Regions from separate parts of the Mus musculus genome. Here region 2 is linked to region 1. Evidence: chromatin loops called from intact Hi-C (ENCODE). Cell type or tissue: left cerebral cortex. All regions are shown on one strand.

What was found. A loop is a pair of places that touch in the nucleus more often than their neighbours do. Peaks named below come from ENCODE experiments on the same cell type or tissue, not always from the same donor. Only the 100,000 strongest peaks of a DNase experiment are listed, where the experiment ranks them.
Region 2: it touches region 1 in a loop (3-fold over the local background); 2 of 42 quality-filtered maps call a loop at or near these places.

The regions. Positions count from the first base shown.
Region 1 is chr16:42,605,890-42,613,889 of GRCm38, forward strand. No RefSeq gene overlaps it. Among named protein-coding and RNA genes, the nearest start is that of Gm29960, 43 kb to the right of the region's middle. In left cerebral cortex, no CTCF peak of the experiment used is centred here; DNase peaks (open chromatin) are centred at 1,496, 1,583, 2,083, 2,656 and 2 more places.
Region 2 is chr16:42,352,800-42,360,799 of GRCm38, forward strand. No RefSeq gene overlaps it. Among named protein-coding and RNA genes, the nearest start is that of Gap43, 16 kb to the left of the region's middle. In left cerebral cortex, no CTCF peak of the experiment used is centred here; DNase peaks (open chromatin) are centred at 4,754 and 5,498; H3K4me3 peaks cover 356 bases.

The sequences.
Region 1 (8,000 bases):
TAGTCTGCAAAACACAGTCTTGGCGTTAGGGTTGTAGATCTCGATTGGCACACATCAGAGTCAATGATTCCTAAACCACTTTCATAGACCCCTGCACTCAGATTGTCTGATTCAACACATCTGGAGTGGAACCTGGGGAGGTCCATTTCTAAACAGTCCCCAAGAGATGCTCTCAAGGGGAAACCACATACTTGTTTAGATAATGGATCAAAGAGAAACTGGGCCAGAGCTAAAGAGATATCAAAAAAAGAGGAGACATTTGTTGATATTTCTACCTCGGTTCTATTGGCAATACCAGAGTCAGCACGTTCACACCCTCATCGGGCAGTGTGCAAATATCTACTCTAATCTGATCTGGTATGTATTCTCAAGATTTCTCCCTCCATATTTTCTACAGATTAGCCTACATCATAGACAAACTGGAATAGTTATTGAGCCAACCATCTGTATCTAGTTTCACAGTCTGTGAGCAAAATCAATAGTAATACAAAGAAATCAACATAGCCTGATATTTCTAGCCAGGATGGTCTTCTTCAGTGTAAAGGGATGTGTTCCCCTTAGAAACATCAGCCTACTCCACTCAATAATATCTTGTTTGTTTTCTATGTCTAAATTATTGGATTACCTACTGATTACCAGATGTGGCTAATTATTCTGCACATATTTTCAAATCCTTTTAAAGAGTAGCTTTAAAAGTTGCTCTTCTCATGGCTCTCTTAACAAAGACCTCCTGCAGCTGAGGCAAATGATAGAGCATCTGCCCATCACCGACCCGCAATTTAACCAGAAGAGTTACTTAGGGGAGCAGTTATATAACTGAGTTGCAGGGTAAAATTCAGGGAAGATACGGGATGTAGCATCATAAGAGAAGGAGGAAGCCCACAGCTCCTAGAGCACATCAAATTGATGCCTTCAGTTTGAATATGTTTTCAAATTGAATATATCCCATTTAACAGTAATGAGATTCAGTTGAAGGTTAGCACTATTATCCTATTTCTGGACAGAACTGCCTTGGGAAGATGGCAAGTATTACCCTTGCACAAAGCTTTGTTTCTTTCTTGGGATAAGACTACCTTGGCCAAAAAAGCAGCGTATGAATATTAAAAACAAAAACAAAAAAACAACAGTGTAATGTAGTCCTTCCATCATTCCTTCCTTCTCCAGGAAGGACTGTTCTGTGTTTTCACTTGCCAAGTGAAAAGAAACTGGACAATTTCAGCTTCTTCTATAAGCTCTCCTCATCTTCAATGAACAAAATAGTTATGTTTCAAAAATCACACACAAAGAGTTTGCCCTGCCTCTCCCATTAAGCACTCATCTTCCAAGTTCCTATACTTTTGAATATCCTGGGGGAAAAATGGAAATTCCTAAGCTAGACTGGGAAACTAAAAGATGTTGTGCTCACTGAGACACTGCCCACATTAACAAGACAGTTGGCAATCACCTTGCATCTTGTTCAAAGCCTGGTATCTCTCCAGGCCTCCAGCCTGTCCCCTCCAGCTTGCTCTCTGATCAGTGAGATCCTCTGTGTCTTTGTGGAAAGGTCATGAAGTCCTAACAGCTGCAAAACATATCGAAGGCGGATTAACTAGCTTGATTTCCTCCTACTCCGTGAAACACATGCCTCAGAATGAGAATCTCAGATCGGTGCCTCAGACTGTCATCCTAGACAAGCAGAAATGCAGACACCTCTGTAACCTCTCTTGGCTGTCAATATCATTGTCTCAAAGCCTCTGGGGAGAATAAATAAACAATGTCAAAGTGGTCAACATTCCCAAATGGAAATATTTCATCTTGGGCATAATTCTAAAGACAATTGCAAAGACTGCAATCTATTTCATGGCACAGTGTCTCTTAATAGTTAGAGTACAACTGAGAAACACATAGAAAGAGATGGAAGCAGACCAGAAAGCAGTAGTGGAGCTTACTGATGAAGGGGTTTGCAACCCCATAGGAGGAACAACAATATGAACCAACCAGTACCCCCCAGAGTTCACTGGGACTAAATCACCAACCAAAGAGTACACATGGAGGGCCCCATGGCTCCAGCCGCATATGTAGCAGATGCTTTGTCAAACATCAATGTTAGGAGAGGCCCTTGGTCCTGTGAAGGCTCTGTGCCCCAGTCTAGGAGAATGCCAGGACAGGGAAGCAAGAGTGGATGGGTTGGGGAGTAGGGCGATGGGAGAAGGGATAGAGGGTTTTCTGAGGGGAAATGAGGAAACATTGAAATGTAAATAAAGAAAAATTTAATAAATTGAGACAGAGAGAATGAGAGAGACAGAGAGACAGAGACAGAGAGAGAGAGAGAGACAGAGAGAGAGAGAGAGAGAGAGAGAGAGAGAGAGAGAGAGAGCCTGTAACATAAGCCATAAGCTGGCTCCCAGTCATTTGGACAAGTTCACGAGCAAGGTTGACTCTGGCATTTGATGCACAGTGTAGACAAGAGGCATTTTGGAGCTTCCGAGTGTTTGTGTGTGCCTAAATAGAAACACGGATCACTAGTGCAAGCAAGAACTTCCTCCACAGAATGAAACTGCAAATAACCCAGCCCCCCCCCCCGGCTGCCAAGAAAAGCTTATTTTAGAAAGACTAAGTCGGAACAGGCTGCCTGGCCAGTCCAGGAGAAACACAAGGTGCTCTTCCCACACACCGGGCACACATTAACATGTCTACTCAGTTTCTCAACTGTGAACAGCTGCAAACAGACAATAGTGGGAAACTGTCAGAGAGAAGGGAGAGAAGTACCAAGAAAGTCTGCTAATTAAGCAAAAGATGGAGGAAGATGATTTCTCTATAGAGAAATGCAACTCTTGGACAGAAGAAATGGTTTCATAATGTAGTTCTGAAAAAAAAAATGACTCAAGGAAAAGAAACCATAGCAAAAAAAAAAAAAAAAAAAAAAAAAAAAAAAAGACAAACAAAAAAAAGTAATATTGTCATTACAAAGTTTCCCAAGCAATGATTGAACACTTTCTGAATACAGTGCTGAAACTGCAAGGCAAGTAGGACTGTAGCCGGACAGCTCCTATCCTTGACAACAGGCATTTAGTTCATGAGGACAAACTACTTATACCAATTGCTGTGCAAAATCTCAACCTGTAGTCACTTCAAAAATGGAATGCGTGGGGTTCAGAACTATCGCCTCGCACAGCACACAGCTAGGTTACTTACAAGATGACAACATAAGGTGATTTTGGAATGAAAGTGATGGAGCTTTACAGGTAGAAAGAACCTATTGTCTGGATTGTCTGATTGCCTGCTTTCGCTTTCTATTCCCTAAAATCCATCAGCTCAAGAAACCGCTCTTGAATGGCACAATGTGTCACTGACTCAGCAGGGAGTGGAGAGAGTCCCTGTCTCAGGTAACAATAGAGGAATATTCATGGATGGAAGTTTAGAAACAGCCAAACAAGCCCAGATATAAAGGCCAATTCAAAGCAAGAGGAGTTCTCAGAACTCTGAGGACATGAGAAAAAAAATGTTGCTTATGGGAATGAGAGTATCAATATGGAATTAAAACTCGAGTACATTGAGAAATGGAGATTGCAAATAATAAACGTGCAACAGCAGTCCCATGTTAAAGAAACAGCTGAGATACAAACAATAGATAAGTTTGCCATAAGGCAGAGAAATAGAAACTTGCAAAGAGTTCAAAGTTAGCCAATGACTTAACCGCCATCCAGTGTGGACACTTCCTTCATAGAAGCTCTCACATAGACAGTGTAAAGGTGGGCCCTGTGAGTTCATCCATATCCATGCATCTCTCATTAACACAGTTTTGGGTTGGGCCAGGTGCAGCACGTTTCTACAGATAAAAATCTCAGCAAAAGGCACGGCCAGTTCACAGAAGACAGCCAGCCACTGCTATGCACCCTCTCCCTGGCCAAGATCATGGGTTCCTTCTCTGGGAGTGTCATCTTAGGGCCACTGTTTCTGAGTAGACCAGGGTGACTTGAGATAAAGGAACCATGGCAACCATGGGAAATATTCTGACGTGCAGAGACTAAGACTCACACTTTTGAGGACTGAGTCCCTTCTTTAGGTAAACTCTGGCACATTTTACCCCATAGCTACCTACTCTTTGATCTCTGCTCATGGTCTTTGGAAACAGACTATGGTCCAGTCCATATGAATGGACATCCAGGAGCTTCAGTTGAGAAGAACAACATTGTGTTGGGCCACTGGAGCCCATAACTAATTCCAGCCTGCTAAGGAAATCAAGGTTATGATGAAAAACATCCTAGTTTCAAACATTCTCAAGACTAGCTCAGCAAAGGACTTTCTTAACACACACATGTACATAAATTTTAATCGTTTGAGATGAACCACCCCTGGAACTGCAGCTTACTATTCCTTTGTTGCTTTTAATCTTCGTGCTGAGTTTGCCTTCTAACACACTCAGGGAGTGCATCCAAGTAGGAGCCTTGAAGAGGGGGCTGCCAGTGGGATAGAGATGCACAGACGCCACTAATAAATCACTCATAGTTAAGATATAGATTGGATGATGGGCAGCAGATGGGAAGAGGGTAAGTCAAATTGCTTTTCTCATATAGATTATTGGATTAACAAGGAAGCAGCAGACAAATGGCAAACTAGTGTAACAAATCACTATCATAAAAAAATGATCTTATCCCAGGATTGCAATCATTTTCTGTTGGCCATTAGCTCTCGGGAGACCTGCTTGAAGTGGGGGCATATCCCTCTGAGATGGTAAGACAGAGAACACTCGCTATGTTCCCAGCTATCTCCTCTGCTATGGTGCTATGGGACCTAAGCACGTCTTGAGAGGTGTGGGGGATGGGATAAAGGCAACCGTAGACAGTAAGTAACTAAGCAATGTGGTTATTAACAAGCACATGTCTATCCCTATTCTGGTAATAATGTTGATTGTAACCAAGAATACCTTGAAGCCAATTTTTTTTTATTTTGACTTTTTTTAAACACCCAAAAGGACAGAATAGTAATAACACCAGCACATGCTACTATTTACTTAGATTCAGTAGTTGATTTTGTCTGATTCATTTCCCTTTATTCCCCAACTTTATTTTGAACTATTAAATGACAAACAGAATCCTTTATTCCTAAATATTATGTTGTAGTTTTCATGAGAACAGGGTTGTTATATTTTTTTCACAGAATGTATCATTTTCAGAAAATTATAACTGATGTATATTGTTCTATGACTTTTTTATTAATTTACCAAGTTGTCCCAATAATGTCTTCTGATAACTTTTTTGAAAATCTGAGGACCAGCCAAGAAGTCAGCATGTTTACTTGCTCTGTCTCTTTAGCAACATTTTAGCAGTGTCTTAGCTGTCTTTGTCTTTTTTTAAAAGAATACTTGTTTTACCAAATACTTGTCAGTTTGGATTTATTTCATCACTTCATTGTGACTAGAATATGATTAAACATTTTCAGTGAGACATTATGTCCATCCTTGTATATCAGGTAGCGTGTGTTACTCCTTTGTCAAATGTGGTGATTGGAAATCTAATCAAGGGGCTCAAGTAATGCTGCCTGGTTCCTCTACTGCTATAGCCTTTCTCTAAATTATATATATATATATATATATATATATATATATATATATATATTTTGAAAATAGATAATTCTAAAGACTTTTCTGTGCAGTGCTGAGGCTGAATCTGGGCCTAGTACATGCTAAGCAAACACTATAAAAATGATGTGTCCTAGCCTAGGACCAATATTTTATTCAATAGTTTTAGCATGCTTTGATGATTTATTTGAATCAATTATTGTAATTTTGATCAACAGACCTAGAAAATTATAATTTTCCATTATTTCTGCTTTTATGATTCTCTGTAGAGATGAATATATCTTTCTTCTCTCCATTCATCTCCAGTATTGTTGGTACCGTTATGAGCATGCATTTTGAACAATACACGGCTTATAATTCATTCTCCCAGTTGGTTTTGATATTCCAGATGTCCCAAATTTAGCCAGGAGAAATTCCTCCTTCAACCTTGCTTCTAGATGTGTGGTTTTTGTTTGTTTTTAAATATGTTTTTTTTATCAGTGTTCGAGCACATTTTTGCTTTTTTGGTGCAAATTCATGCTGAAACACATCCTGGTCTCCATTATCATGGACCAGTTTCTCATCAAGCCCTCTTTCCTTTGAATGGGAGGGGGTAGTTAAAAAGCCAGGCAAGGATGACAAGGGCATTCCTTACTCCTGGACATCATCTCATCCACACATTTCATTCTACCCAGCAAGTATACCCACTTTAATGAGGTCAGAAGTTTCTATTCTTACCTTCCACGAGGCTCCCATACACCAGAGTCTTTGTCTTCCCCCAGATTCACATTTGTGTCTCCTGCGATGAAAACTGTTCTCTAACACACCCACACATTTGCTCATTTGTTCAGTTTGCCAATCCATAAAAAAAAACAAAAAGAAAAAAAATATGGCTTCAAACTAAGCCACTACCAACAAAGGACTTTGTCTTTAGAAAATATCCAATGGTGGGATACAGGTCCATTTTTTTTTTCTCAATTGGAATCTTTATGCTACTTTTATTAACTTGACCTAAAGCTCAGTTCAAGCATCTCTATTTGTTTTCAATTCTTGGAGTTTATGCTTGTTGAATTCATATTGTTTTAGAACATTAAAATATTAATATAGTTTGAGTCAATAATGTTTCAAAAGATAAACAGAAAAAAATGCCATTCTCTTCACTATCACTTCTACTTTACAGAGCCATGTTCAACATTACACCAATGTCTCTGGTTTCTGTGTTTCCTTTAACAGGTGTGTGTGTGTGTGTGTGTGTGTGTGTGTGTGTGTGTGTGTATGCCTTTTATTTCTACTTTGCTACAAAACTGATAGTATTGTGCCTTTTTTACTTATCATTTTTAAAGGTTTGTATTATGTCTTCAGTGATTTTATTTCTTAAGAATGTCATACAAGGGCTGGAGAGATGGCTCAGTGGTTAAGAGCACCAACTGCTCTTCTGAAGATCCTGAGTTCAAATCCCAGCAACCACATGGTGGCTCACAACCATTCGTAATGAGATCTGACGTCCTCTTCTGGTGCATCTGAAGACAGCTACAGTGTACTTAGATATAATAATAAATAAATCTAAAAAAAAAGAATGTCATACAATATATTTTAATGGTTTTTATTTGTGAGTGCACGAGTCTGGCTGTATGTGTGTGTATATGTATGTGGGTCTCTCTCTCTTTCCCTCTGTGTGTGTGTGTGTGTGTGTGTGTGTGTGTGCGTGCGTGCGTGCGCTCGTGCCCGCACACACACATATACATGCAGGTAAGTGTGGTAGTTATAGGACAATTACACCTTGCAGTTCTTTCTTTCCATCATGTGAGTCCCAGGACAGAACTGAAACCATCAGGTTGGCAGCAAGCACTTTTATCCACAGAGCCGCTTCTCTGGCCCCCACTCTTGATATGTTAACAATGGAAGTTGCCTTGTAAATTCTCTGGTTCTGTCCTGTTCATCTTTTTAAGCAACAAAATCATTTCTAAACAGTAGGAAAATGAGATATTTGCAACAAAACAGAATTAAAAATACAAAAGGAAGTGGGTTTTTGTTAATGCTGTAACTGACACCTTGATGTATGTGCCCATAACTCAGAATATATAGTTGCCTCTGGTACAAATTACATTAATGCAAAAATTACACATTGGAGCTCATTAGAAATTCTTATCTCAAGGCCCTACTCTGAATTGTCCATAGTTTACTTTCTATGGATAGAACTAAAGAATTTGCATTCTAGACTTTCCAGATAAATCCATGGATCTTCAGAAAGTCTTATGTTGTTAGAAGCAGATGACCTGACTAGAAAAACTAATCATATGGGTAATTTATCATGATAACTTATCTAAACCTGGCTACCTCAAACCGCTTTTCCTTTGAGAGAATAGATTTGTTTTTCATTTAAAGAATTTAATTAGGATATATTAAGTATGCATAGTAGGTTTCATTATAATATTTTCATACATGTTTATAATGTATTGAT
Region 2 (8,000 bases), 250 kb before region 1:
GTGTGTGTGTGTGCATTGTGTGTTTACATGTGTGTGCTCATGCTATTGTGCTCATGGTTAAAGGATAACTTTTGGGAGTCTGGGACTCTCCTTCTACCCTGTCAATCCAGGAAATCAAACCCAGTTTGGCAGACTTGGCAGCGAGTGCCTTTACCTACTGAGCCATCTCACTGGCCCATAAAGCTATATTTTGTGGTTTAGTGTAGGGCACTAGCAGTTATACAAAACACATGGATCAGAAGAAATGCTATTTTAAATGATTGCTATTAGATGAGAAAAAAATATGTATAACAGATTGTGTTTGTATATACGACATTATCTGAGTAATTCTTGACAGAAGGAACTTTCATTTTTATCTAACTTAGTGAGAATGGACTCTTCCATTTAACATTTTACACAGCTGGAAGTAGAATTAATTTCCAAAAGAACAGCCTCAGGAGTCCGACATTCTAACTTTGCTTATCATTACACCCAAGATGTGTATGCCAGGTAATGTAAAACTTATGCATGGTTTCACTCAACATTTGGTCCTCTGCTTCTGGCTCTGATGTCCAGTGAGTTGGTGCTCTGTGTTCCTTCAAGCCACTCCTACTCCAGTAACACTGTTAATGACTTAATGGTAAGCAGGAGTCCCCAGAAGCAACACTAGTCAATCCCACTAAGCCCAATCTACATGCAACACTGTGACAACACTTCATTATCTGGTTCCCAAAATTGTCTGCAATCATTCAGTGCAAAACTAACATAAGGAAAAACATTGCAAAGGGTAAAATTGAGTCCTGGCAGAAAGAAATTGTAGTGAATTGCTATTAAAATATTTCATGATTACAAGTTCTATACAAACACACAACAATGCGACTCTTGTTCCATGCAAGTGAGGAACCCTAAAGCCCGGACTGTGTGAGTTTACCAGTTGATCTGTTTCTGTCTTCTGGATAAAGTGCCATTAAATCACTAATAAAGTGTGTGGGTTAAGCATGAAAGTATGTCTGTATGTTAGCACATGTATAAGTACACATGTGTGGACATGTGTGTGAAGGCCCAATATTGACCTTTGAGGTGTCTTCATCTATCACTCTTTATTAATGTTGGATTTCTTGCTGAACCTTGAGCTAGCCGGTTTGGATGAAGTGCTTGTCTCTGGGATTACAGGAGGCTACCAGCTCCATCCTGTGTACCTACTGAACCCTCTGGACTTATGGATGGGTTCTGAAGACCCAAACTTCAGACCTCAGGTTTGCATAGCAAAGCTTATACTCTATCTTGCAGGTCCTTAAGGGAAAAGAGAAAGAAGAGGAGGAGAAGGAAGAGGAAGAGGAGGAGGGGGGGAGGAGGAGGAGGAGGAGGAGGAGGAGGAGGGGAGGAGGAGGGGAGGAGGAGGAGGAGGAGGAGGAGGAGGAGGAGGAGGAGGGAAGAATTGAGAGAAGGAGTAAAACAGAAAGGAGGTACAGAACAGTTGGTCTAAATATCAAATGCCAATTTTTCAGGACACACAGATGTTTTCATAGTGGTATTTTTCCTACACAATTCTGGTCATCTCTCACCATTCCCAAACTTGTCCCATTCTATACTTCTTTCTCAAATGCACATGTGTTGGAGAAATAATCACCAACAGTCTTCTTTTCAGGCTCCGAAAATACAACTCCTGGTTTGGGTTCCATTAAGTGTTAGCTGCCATTCCAGAGGGAAGGGGCATCCTTGCTTAGAGATCACATCTCTAAACCCATCGACTTTGTCTGCTTTCTAGACACATGATACCCACCCTGATGTTACCTCATTTAGTTTTGACACTTCCCTGTAAACTATTCTATTATTGGAGTGGTTTGAGTGGTAGTATATAGTATACAATTAAAGGTTGTATGATACAAGAACTTTCACTTACATAACCTGTATTGTTTTCTTCTCTTAACTTAGAGCATATGGATGAGATTTCAACTCCATCCAGAATGAATTGTATTCTGTAATCCAGTCCTTTTCGCTTATTTTTCTGCTTCTGTCCTTGCCCCAACTTACCATTGCCTTATCCGACCTTAGCCACCTCTATCCTTTCATGCTTGAAAGCCAGGCCTCCCCTTCTCTCTTACAATAAAATCCTTTCCCTAGAAAGCATATGAAGCGCACCTTTGATCACAGGATTTCATAAAACAAACAAACAGACAAAAAAAAAAAAAAACCTTCTCCATCCCTTTCTTTTAAGGCACTGGGGTAAATGTTCCTATTTCCACGCACTTGACTTTCCTTTAAACTGACTCTAGTGCCTACCTGCTTGTTCCTGCACAGTTCTTCTGCTGGTTTTCAATTCCATGCATCCAAGATCTTTAGAGACAAGTCTTTAGTCCTCCCTTCATCTCATAGTCCTGACTGTCCTCAAAGTTCCATCAAAGTATGGCATAAAGTTATTTGTTGACAAAGATACCCCTCTGTATCTCCAAGACAAAATTACCAAGCATTAATTCTTGAAAGCTGTCTTCAGCTCCTCTACATATCCATCCACCACATCGTTATTCAAGGGCACATAAAAATGATGAGTTATAGAAAGTGGTGTATTGGCTTTGGCTTATGCATTTTAATCCAAATCCAATTTCTTTAGTTTGCTTGAAGCACTGGGAGACAAGCATTTTCTAACTAGAGTTCACAAATGTCACCTTGTTTATCTCCCTGTGGCCAGCTAATCTCTTGAATGTTTTATTGTCATTTTTTTTTAATTTAGGAAGCTTTCATTAGGTTTTATCTATCTCATTCCTGACACTGGTTGTATGAGGAACCTGCCTAATGTTAGTAAATTGTCATCATCTAGGTTTCCATCAAAGTGGATGTGTTTAATGATCTGAATGACAGTAAGGACGTGGGCTCCCTCTTAATCAGCCGTGAAATAATTAGCTTCACAGAAATTGGTCTCCGGTGCATGCTTTTAGGCTTAACTTGCATGTTGCTGAACCTCAATGATTTCAGGTTAGACAGCACCCATAAGATCTGGGCACATCTCCCTACTTGATGCTATTAAAGGTTAAAATGTCTTGTACAAAAGAAAACATGTTACTTCCAGATGATTTCATCTTTAACTTTGGGTTATTGTTGGGAGATTTGTCTATCCATGTGATGATGCTTTGACTCTTGTTTGCATGACCTATGACCAAGAATAAATCTATTCCCTCTATGACTTCAGCAAGTGTTTTGATACAGTTAAGGTATCTTTCTTGAGTCTTCTTTATGCCACCCTCACTTAGAGCTCACTGGATATGACTCTGCTCCTTTTCTATTGCTTTCCAAGATACCATTCAACTTATTGACTACTCTTCTTTATTGTTAATTGCATATATGTGTGTGGCTGAGTATGGGGTACGCACTGCACGTGAGTGCAGGTGCCCTCAGAAGACAGAAGACAGAGGCACCAGATAACCCTGAAGCTGGAGCCCCAGGTTGTTTTGGACTGCCTGACATGGGTGCAGGGAAACAAAATTGGGACCTCTGAAAGAACAGTAAGTGCTCTTAACCACAGAGACACCCCTCTAACCCCTATTTATGACTTTTAAAATGTGATATCTATAACTAATATTTGAAGTGACAAAGATTTGATTGGACAGGTGCACAAACCATTGTCATGATTTTCATATTTCATTTCAATGCATATATCTGAGAACTGTAAGAGCTTGGTGTGTAGGCAGGTCTGTGTTAATAGTGAAATTATTCAGTAACATACTGATAAATATTTAACAACTGACTCTCCGGGATGGGAGCATATGTAATTTGTAGCATTTCTCCATTTCAAAAGTCCAATAAGAGCCTTCTAACTGAAAGGGCAGAGATAAATAATTAGAAGTGAATGTATTTAGTACTCATTTTAATATATTGTTAATTTTCAGTTTCCATAATTTTAATATCGACTGCATTTAACACCTGCTTTCCGATTACCAAAAACAGATGATTCACAGTTCATACAGCCATGCCTAGAACAGCATCGGCGTGCTCCTTTCTGTATTAAACACAACACACTGCAAACCTAAGTGTCCTTCTACAATGCTGAATTTTTCAAGTCCTATTGTTAAGATCTGTTTGATTTTTTTCTTTCACTTGAGTGAAAGACTATATATGCATGTTTTTATTTTCATCTTGTAAATTCAACTGAATATTTCTCCTTGTCAAAAACTCCTTAGATCCCACTTCTGTCACCACACATCTCTGTCCTTTCTAGCTTACTGTTATCCCATCTGATGAAGGAGACATGATTTTGTTTATTTGTTAGTTTTCTACTCTAATAAAAAAAATCTGTTAGGGCAGAGTCAAGGACAGTATCTATGGCTGTGAAAACAGAATATTCTCTCCATAAAATGGCCAAACCATTCATTACCAACAAAATATTTGTCTGCTCAATTAACTTAATATCCAGTCCAAATTTCTCTACCTTGTCATTGATACTCTAGAGATTTCATTAATTAAGTGTGAGACTAAATCTAGAAATGGTCACTATCTCCTCATGCCAGAGAAGAGGATTATACTGCACCTCTACAAAGGCAGCCCCTTTCCCTAGGATCGCCAACTGTCCCTCTTGTCTCTCATATTAACCTCTTTGTCTACTTAGCCCAGCTTTCCCTTAGAAACAGAGCATCAAAGCTGTGCCCGAGAGCCTCTGCTTTTCTAGTCCGTTTTCTTCTTCTCTACAAAATAGTTCACATTTCAATTTTTCTCTGGTCCTTGACCTTACTAGAGGGAAAACTACCTCGTTTATTTCTCCACAGAGGACTAACACCATGACCTTGTTCCCACTGGGGAAATGAATGGATTAAGTCAGAGACTCCAGCCTTTGGCTCATTTGCCACCTTCCTGTTTAGCAACAGCAGGACCTGGCCAACTGGAGGCAGAAGTTTCTCCCCCATAATTAGAAAAGCATCCTTTCGTTCCACAGAGCCCTTGCTCTTCTATTCCCTCTCACATCAACACCTTCTTCCTTTCAAGCAATTCTTTTTGCCTCATCGTCTCTGAACCATGCCGTTGCCTCTTCCATCTCTGTCTTATTGAAATGTTTTCCTTCAACCCCAGTTCTTTACCTCATTGTGCCATTTTCAGTCATTACATTAGTAAATGTAATTAAGTCACTGGAAAGCTCACAGTCTCTCTCTCTCTCTCTCTCTCTCTCTCTCTCTCTCTCTCTCTCTCTCACACACACACACACACACACACACCCCACATGCACGCATGCGGATCTTTTCATTTCTTACCTTTCAAGGGTTCTCTGCTGCTTTTAAACTCACTTGCTTTGCTTTATTTCATTTTTCTTTAGTTTCCTTTTACCTATGTCTCCGTGACATCTAGCTTTTAATTTTGATTTCCATCTCTGCCTGCCTTCTCTTTCTTGTCAGGTTTCGCTTTATGCCACCACTTGCTTGGGCACTTGGCATTGCCCACAGATCCTGCCACCACCACAGTTTAGTGTGGGACTCCCAAACCTCTATTTTCAGCCCAGACATTATTGGAATCCTACTTCAAATGCAGTTCTCCATATTCATGATTCATTCTCCCAAAATGAGCATCTTCTCTTCCCCCTGAATTCTCTCCTCACAATATGCACCTCTTCCGGTAATTCCTATTCTGCTATATAGGGCCACCACTTGCCCACGTGCCCAGGCCTGAAACATCCCAAAAGTCTCTTTGTTTTTCTCTACCTCCATTCAATGAGTCATGGAATCCTATAGACGGCAATACTTATAGTTCTTATTGTAAAACATGTTTTTAAAGAGAATATTTTTCTAATTACTTTGCCTGGTACAGACTCTCATGTCAATCTTCTACTTAGAGACAGAATCATCCTTTTGAGTAGACCTGTTCTCTACTTCAAGTCCCATCGCAAGCCATTTTAATGCAGAAACCCATCCAAGTACCTCATCCTGAATGCAGCTTATCCACCTCTCTAATACCAACCCTATACATTCACTTTCCTGCATTCTTCTCAGATCTCTACACTTTCACTATCTCTGTGCCTTTGTGAGTGTACGCTGACTTGAACTCACCAAATGCTTCCTCCATTGTTTAGTGATTGAATTCTCCTTCTTCCAAATAACAGCTGAAATAGACTCTGCTACTTAAGGAGAGCACTTTCCTCAGGGCACCCGGTCTTCTGTGTTGCTATTCTTTCTCACATAGGCTCTTACCACATGATATTGACAGTGTTTATTTGCCCATATGTTTTAGATAGAGAAACAGAGGGACCACCAAGATTTTTAAGGGAAGGAATTCAGTTTTGCTTATCATCATGTCTCCAGTTTCCTAGAAACAGGCTTGGGACATATTCATGTAACTCTGAGACATACTAATGAAACTTAATAAATCCTCACCAAATGGATGACTCTCTGCTTCTTATATTTCATATCTAAATATTGTTTTTTTTATTTTTCTCTCTGGCTCTCTGGCTCTTTCTGACTCTGTTTCTTTCTGTGTGTGAGTGTGTGTGTGTGTGTATAAGAAGTGAAGATTTCACAAGCCGCTCCCAGTTTCCTTATAGAACTAGATCAGTTCAGCTAATCACCATTTCTAAATAGTGTTGACAATTAACTTATATTACTCCATTGAAAATTATACCAAAGTTGTCCCTGGATATTTTGGACATGGTTTCTACAGTCTTTCCAGGCCTAAGAAACACCTGTTTTGAATCATTTTTCTTCTGTGATACACTCATTGATATTTTTGTAATCAAAGTTCTAATTGTTTTCTATTTACCTTTCTAATTTTGTAACTCTGTGTGGTTCATTTCATTTTAAATAACTAAAATTTAATATGGCTGTAAGTATAAAATTGAATATAGATGTATATCACTAGCATGCTGCCTACTCCCCTTCCCAGATCATGGATGTATAGTATCAAATTAACAGGGAGGATGTCAACTTTTAAGTCACAGTAGTGTAGAGATTTTTAAGCAACTGTATGCATAATTACTTTACAATGTCTTCACATCTCTAAGCCAAAGCTTCAGGCTTTTTGTAGAGTGTAAGAGGGATTATACCTAAAGAGAGTTTGGGGCATCATGCTCTAACGCCCTTCATCTTACAGTTCAGGTAACAGATATGGAAAGCCAAAATGACTACTTAGGATTACAGGGCTAAGCCTTTAGGGTCACAGCATTATTGAATTCACCATTGAGACAATGCTAAGAATTCTAGCTTTCTTGACCCTTCTGATATTTCTTCTGCTAGATCAAGGCCAAAGTGATGGGAAACAATATTATCGGGAATATTGGACTAGTGGGACAAGAACCATTGAGATAGATAGTTCAGGGAAGGGCAAGGACACAGAGAAAGCGCAAGCATGGTGAAAGCAATCTTGAGCATTAGGTCCAATGAGGAAGGACAGGGCACAGCAGTGGGTAAACCCTTGGGAGCCTGGCAGGTGGCAGCCATGATTCTAGGGGATGTGCCCATATGCTGCAGAATTCCCGACAGAAGGCCGAGTTTGGGCAAGGTTCTAGTTCCTGGGGTGGAGTGACAGGTGCCAGGTGGGGCCCAGGGGCTAGCCAAATGTACTACAGTAGAAGCTGGCACTCTGGGCATAGAGAGAGGCGTGTCTCTGGATGATTGGCTGCAATCTTGACAGAAGAAGTTGGACAAATACAAACATAGGCAGGGCCAACCAACATCAGGGCAGAACTGTGACATGGGCTCCACAGGAATCCAGGGATCGCCCTGGAATTTCAGCGTTTGGTTTTGAGGGATGGCAAGGAATAGCCACAAAACATGAAGAAATTTCCTCAGTTACAGCTGAATTTGGAGGCCTCAGGTCCAGGACCCCAGATTTATTTCCCAGTTTCATTGAACATTCTTCTGGGAAGGATACGGGGCTAAGGCTGGTGGTTTGTAGCATATGAATGCAGTATGGAGATAGATACAATACTTTATGGTTGCTAGAATCCAATTTACATTTAAAATTTGACCCAATAGTATACTTGAGGGGGTGGATTATGGAAGAAAGTCTGTCAGAACCATAAACTTTAATTTGATAATCCCATGGGAAAA